Regions from separate parts of the Homo sapiens genome. Here region 2 is linked to region 1. A link is a contact called in ENCODE Hi-C or POLR2A ChIA-PET data. All regions are on one chromosome and are shown on one strand. Each heading gives the region's core, a stretch centred on a gene start or an enhancer-like site at or near the end of the contact. The rest is flanking DNA. Distances are from core to core; before and after follow the strand shown. Region 1 overlaps ETV6 (ETS variant transcription factor 6). Region 2 overlaps ETV6 (ETS variant transcription factor 6).

Evidence for each region. Hi-C counts contacts between places; a loop is a spot of excess contacts on that map. ChIA-PET counts read pairs that join two places held with the same protein, here RNA polymerase II (POLR2A). Pooled maps may share reads with other maps.
Region 2: a loop to region 1 is called in a map of B cell, with 2.5 times the contacts of the local background. The contact joins two enhancer-like sites. A Hi-C loop is called at or near these places in 17 of 168 maps with a recorded cell type or tissue (B cell, CD14-positive monocyte, CD4-positive, alpha-beta memory T cell and 11 more), 13 of 37 single-sample maps with no recorded cell type and 25 of 50 pooled maps. POLR2A ChIA-PET finds 5 or more read pairs at or near these places in 16 of 52 experiments (AG04449, AG04450, B cell and 12 more).

What each region holds. Positions count from the first base shown.
Region 1 is chr12:11,764,983-11,768,067 of GRCh38, reverse strand. The region is part of intron 2 of ETV6 (ETS variant transcription factor 6); the gene reads right to left. Among named protein-coding and RNA genes, the nearest start is that of ETV6, 120 kb to the right of the region's middle. RefSeq lists enhancers at 1,897-1,976, 1,987-2,066. Within about 2 kb of position 1,512, at least 25 of the 41 ENCODE cell types and tissues checked have a DNase peak (open chromatin) inside an H3K27ac peak, as active enhancers do; they include B cell and OCI-LY7, where a contact is called at or near this core.
Region 2 is chr12:11,806,173-11,809,149 of GRCh38, reverse strand. All of the region lies in intron 2 of ETV6 (ETS variant transcription factor 6), which reads right to left. Among named protein-coding and RNA genes, the nearest start is that of ETV6, 160 kb to the right of the region's middle. Within about 2 kb of position 1,494, at least 2 of the 41 ENCODE cell types and tissues checked have a DNase peak (open chromatin) inside an H3K27ac peak, as active enhancers do; they include B cell and OCI-LY7, where a contact is called at or near this core.

The DNA.
Region 1 (3,085 bases), core at 263-2,762:
GGAGAACCATAACGGGAATGGCTTAAATGAGCAGCCATTTGGAAATATCCTGAGTGTTCCCTGGAGCAGCTGGGAGGAAGTAAACCAAAGCCCCAAGAGAACCTTCTCTTGAGCAAACTCACGTTCAACCCATGATCCTAGTCATTTTCATGTCAGCATTCAGAGACCCCCTCAAAACAAGTTGCTATAGATGACATATCTGGCAAGCACCCATTTTTCCTGTTTACATCAGATATACTTATTAAAAAAGTGTAGCTTTTTCATGCAATCTTCTTCATCAGACAAGCTCTTATACAATGAATATTTCTTCCCTACTCTTTAGAATAAATCCTATAAACAGCTGCTAAAGGCAAAAACCTCTTAAAACTGATTATACAATGTTAGAGTTGGACAGAGTTTATTAAGGTCATAGAGTTTGATTTCTCCCAGTTTTACAGATGAGCAACTGAGGCTCATCAAGGTTAAACAGTTCATACCAAGTCACAGGCAACTGAGTGACAGCCAGGATTGAACCCTGGCCTCCTGGCCCCAAGTCCAATATTCTTTCTGCTATACCATGCGGCCACCTGAAACTTTCCACTTGTTTATTTTCCCCCACAGAGTCGAGCCATGCTGCACACATAGAAGACTTCTACTAAATATTTGCCAAATTGATCTACAAATTCTACAATTCTGCTGTCTTAGCCTAATACTATATTTCAGTCTCCAGAGATCCCAATAGTGGTTTAATAAGAAGTATGAAGGCTTATAGGAATTCACAAAGTGCCTCTGAAATCATAATCTAATTTCCTCACAACAATGTGAAAAAGGTATGACTGTACCCATTTTAGAGATAAGGAAACTGAGGCTGGGAGGTTCAGTGACTTGTTCAAGGTTACATTGCTGGTTGTATATTGTTAGAGCTGGCCCTTAAATTTAGACAACTGATTTCAAAGCCTGTGCCTTTTTTATTTCATTAACTTAAGCCTAATTAATAATGACTGTTCTCACGCCCCAAATGATACCGCCATCCTTCTTTCTCCTAGCCTGTTCCATTAAAGAAAAAAATTTAGTTCCTAAGGCATCATCATGTCAATTTCAGAAACAAAACAAAGCACCACATGCAGGCTGATGGAACTGAAGAAAATGACATGTTCAGGTACAAGAATATCGTCCACCCAGCACAGAGCCCTATTTCCTTCAACAAAGCAAAGAATTCAGACCCAGCTCCCAAGACCGGAATAGCACTTACATTTACTGCCTTCAAGATTTTAAAGGCCGGCCTGAGGAAATGGCTGCATTCTCCCCTGACTGCCCGCCCCCACCCCATTGCTGAAGACGTCTTCAATCATTGCTTTATGTCAAAAGGGGAAGGAAAGAGGTCATTTCTGTGTCTTGGCAGCATAGGGCTGTCACATAACCTATAAGGCCTCCACGCAGGTCAGGGATGGGCAAAGCCACAAAGCAAGGGAGCAAGAAACAGGCTCCCGGCCTGGCTGCCGGCTGCTCTCGAGAGCTGTTCAAGATGGAGCTGGTGGCAGCTAATGGCGGGGGTGGGAGGAAGGGAAGCATGAAGAAGGCTGTGAAGAAAGGTGTGGGGGGACGGATATAATCCGGCATACAGAAACCTGTCAGGATGGGATTTATTTTTGTTCTGTGAGGGAGTATAATAGGGCTTTGCCTGCACTCTCAATAGCTGTTTTGAAGTGAACCCGGCTGGTATGTCTTTAATTTGTCATTTCATTATGAAACTGTTTCCCTTCCAAGAAGCCTTCAAGTCAGGAAGCTCTGTCTGCCCACACAGGAAATTCCTTTGCTTCAACTTCCCCAAAAAGGAAATTTCCCTCAGAAGTGAGCCCAGCATATGCCTTTGAGCAGAGCTGCTTCAAGAAACTTTGGCAGCTGAGTCCTGAAAACACCCCTTGGCTTTCTGCTGCTGCTGGGATGTGTGGATAAACAGTTCAGCTTTCACCCAGCAAGTGGGGACCCCACCGAAACCGACCCTGGCCCACACCTTCCTCCTGCTTCTTCATTCTCCCGTGCCCTTGCTCTTCATCACCTCCTGTGAGCCGCCAAGAGTTTTAACCCTGCGAGAGGCAACCAGTACCTGCGGCTTTCATGAAGAAATAAGCATACCTGCATCACACAGACGCTCACACCCACCACGGGACTGTCCCAGGACAGTCTCAGCACAAGGTACCTACTCTCGTTTCCCCCTCAGTCTCATACACAAACTTGAGACTTCTGGCAGAAAGGCTGCAGCATTTCAAATGAAGAGGGCACAAGAAAATAAAATGACAAATTATAGTTCCTAAAGCACGTATGTTACCAAAGTACCTTTTATCCAGGGTGGTGGTGGTTTTTTTTTTCCCCATGCACGCTTTCCCACTGAGGATTTTAAGTAAAACAAGGAAGGGGGAGATATCTCAAACCACAGCCTTACAAAAATTAATCTCTCAGACATATTGTGAATGGTTAAGTGGTGAGAGCCCACAGCAGCTGTGCTGAAGTGAATAAGATACAGTATTTTATGAAGCTTCTTAGCAAAGAGGCATTAGCAGGAAACTGCCAGATTCACAGTTAAGTTTTTAATTTTCCATTTAAAATCACTTCATTAAAAAAAAAAAAGTGGTGAAAAGGAAACAATACAGAGACCTAAAGCACAAAAAGAGAGAATGGTATTGAACCTGAGACTGCGTATCAAGCAGTGGGGACCAAGAGAGACGTAGACAGATGAGGATCTAAGACGGCCCTGGATTTTCACTTTGCAATTAGATTGCATTGGAATGGTAGGGGGATGGGGTCTGATCTTATTACACTATGTATGTGCCAGGGCTCTGAAAGGGACAGTATTTACCAGGAGACAGAGCAAGGGACTAGGGAGAGTCATATAGTTCACTAAAATCTGGATATATAAACCCTGAAGTTTTGGGTTGTGGTAGATGTTTTCTGTGGGGTAGCTTTAAATTTTTATTTTAGTGAGTTATTCTGTTTTTCTGAAATTTGTGAAGCTTTAACCACAGTCAGATCTCAAAGGGGAACTCAACACTATTCTTCATGTTCTTAAAGTGAAGAGATTAGGCAATAGGGCTTTGGCTTCTATTGG
Region 2 (2,977 bases), core at 245-2,744, 41 kb before region 1:
GTGTCACCCAGGCTGGAGTGCAGTGGCACGATCACGGCTCACCACAGCCTTAACCTCCTGAGCGCAGGTCATTCTCCCACCTCATGCCTCCCAAGAAGCTGGGACTACAGGCGCGTGCCATCACACCCAGCTAATTTTTGTATTTTTTTGTAGAGATAGGGTTTTGCCGTGTTGGCCAGGCTCGTCTCCAACTCCTGACCTCAAGTGATCTGCCCACCTTGGCCTCCCAAAGTGCTGGGATTACAGGTGTGAGCCACCACACATGGCCCTTGTCATTTTTAAGTAGGTCATCCTGTCATCAATGAATTCCCTGAAATCCCATTTTTCTATTCATCCTTTCTCTTCCAAGCACTCCTTTGTCAGAGGTACCTCACTTTCTTCTCTTAGTTTCTCTCAGTACTTTATAGCCTGCTATTACCCTCTTTGGTGTAGCTTTACTTTGCTTTCCAGTACAGTCATTCCTCTGCATACACAAGGGATTGGCTCCAGGACCCCCCGCCCAGATACCAAAATCCAAGGATGCTCAAATCCCTTATATAAAATGGTGTATATTTGCATATAACCTATGTGCATCCTCCTGTATATTTTAAATCATCTCTAGATTACTTGTAACGAATACAATGTAAATGCTATCTAAATAGTTGTTATATGCTATTCTGAAAGTCTGTATTTTTTTATTGTTGCATTTGTGGGTTTTTTTTTTTTGTTTTTTGTTTTTCTGAATATTTTCTATCTGTGGCTGGATGGAATCACGGATGTGCAACTCACGGATATGAAGGGCAGACTGTATACCTTGTCAGGTACTTTTTTCTTTTTATTGTATCCCATGGGGGAAATGGATGGTAGATTGGTGGAGGTGGCTAGAATTGTAAAGAAAAATATGAAATTCACATGAAGGCTGGAGTTACTCACATGACAACAACAGCTTATGGGGCTCAATTCTACTGCCCTTGCGTCTGTCACACAGTTGAGGTTTTGGAATGAACTACGTATGCCATCCTTGTTATCAAATATTTGAGAACAATTAGCTTTGCTGGCAAAAAATGACTTACATTGAGAATTCTAGGAATGCCTTGTAGGTATTCTTTTTCAAGTGAATTTTATGTTTCTTTTTTATGATTTCATTGATTTATGGGTGGATGTATTGCTGATGATCATTGGGGAAGGGGTCTGCAGGGAATTAAAGACAAAAACGTATGCTCCTACTACTTTAGAAGACTATGCTAAATGCAAAAAACATAGGTCAAGCAACTACTGGTTTCTCAAGTTCAAGAAGTAATTCCTATTGTTACCAGGAGAAAGGGTGATTTGATACCACCTACATTCTTTTTTCCAAAAAGGAAATAAAATTTGTCAGTCCAATCAAACATCCATTGCTCTAGTAACAGACACCTCTAGACAGGTGCATCCTGTTTCATTGAAAAGGTGGTTCATTTACATATAACCACTTAGGTAAAGCCTCCCTCTGTAAATAGGACATGTTGCTGCCTGCCAGTAAGTAAAGACTAAAGTGGGTTATTTGGTTAGCCTTTACATATTATTTTATTATGAGACTGCCCTTTCCCTTCTTACCCACTTTTCAACAGGCTCAGAAATGAAAAAAACTTTCATTTTTGAGTTTTCACAGCACAGTTGCAAACTCAGCCTTGAGCCTCACCTGCTCACTGTCTAATGAGCCCTGAAAACTTAAAGATTCCTGCCCAGGGTTACCGTTTTCTGACCGTGCATGTATTCATTTAAAGTCAATGTGGATCTGTCTGTACTTTAATTCACTCTACCAATTTTCTCTACCAGTACACATTTCTGCATGTGTTAAATAAAAAGTGATGTTGGCGTATACTACCAAAATCCACCACTATTTAGTGTGCATTTATTCTCTTTGAAATTCTTTAAGATCAAAATTAAGTAGACGCCTGCTTCTGCTACAATTTGCAATTGAAAGTGGTTTCTACTGAGCTGTAAAAAGCAATGTAGTTACATCCGATCACAATCAATCTCATGCAAACCACACGGTCTTTTCATGGATAACTTTACAGCCTAAACATACTTGGCAAACTGACGTTTGTGACCCTCAGAATCTGTCTGCATCTTTAAAACCTAGAATGAATTCTAGAAACCCAAGATAATCTTCAATGTGACAATTCTGTTTGACTGATTTAATCGGTGGAACACCATCAGTGAGACCTATTAAAAGTCACTGCTTTCTTTTAAGAAATGCTTAGCTTGTTCGGGATTGTCAGATCATGAGTTCATGCTGATTTCCAGGCTCAAAGGGTGAGGTCACAGAGTTGAGCTCCGCAGGATTTTTGGTGCTGTCCGGCAAAGGTGTGAGGACTACCATGTACGTAAGTGCCAATAAATGCAGGGGCCTGAAACTTGCTATTTATCCCTACACAGAACATGCAACTCTCTGGCCAGTTCTTTAAAATAATAAATATGTTACAATCAAACAGAAATGTATGAATGCTTGAAAGTTCCTTGAGGACGAGCCGCCTCTTTAATATTTTATTGTATATTATCTACAGTGTCTAGCACATTGCTAGACACATTGTCAGGAAACTTTTTAAACATGAAAACCTAAAAATGGCAGATTCATCATCAATGCATTTACCTCCATGTGTAACTAACAAAGGTGTGTAGAACTTTCCATCTTTCCTTGGTGCCTGCTTCCTCTTTAGTTCCCAACTACCAACTGATAAGCTTCTCAGTTAGCCTTCATGCAGCATTCATTTTGCAGTATAGCTAGAACACTATCAAATGCTTATCCTTTAACCTCTAATTGCCTGTTACTAGACTTTTGGGCCCAGAGCAATGCCTCTCAATTGTTTCTTACTTTGTACCTTTCACTCAGTTGATCACAAAGATTATTCCTCAACCTGACATCTTGATTATACTGTTCTTCTCCTAGGGGGCTACAGTGACTTGTCACTGTCCAACAAGGATGGCATACGTAGTTCATTCCAAAACCTCAACTGTG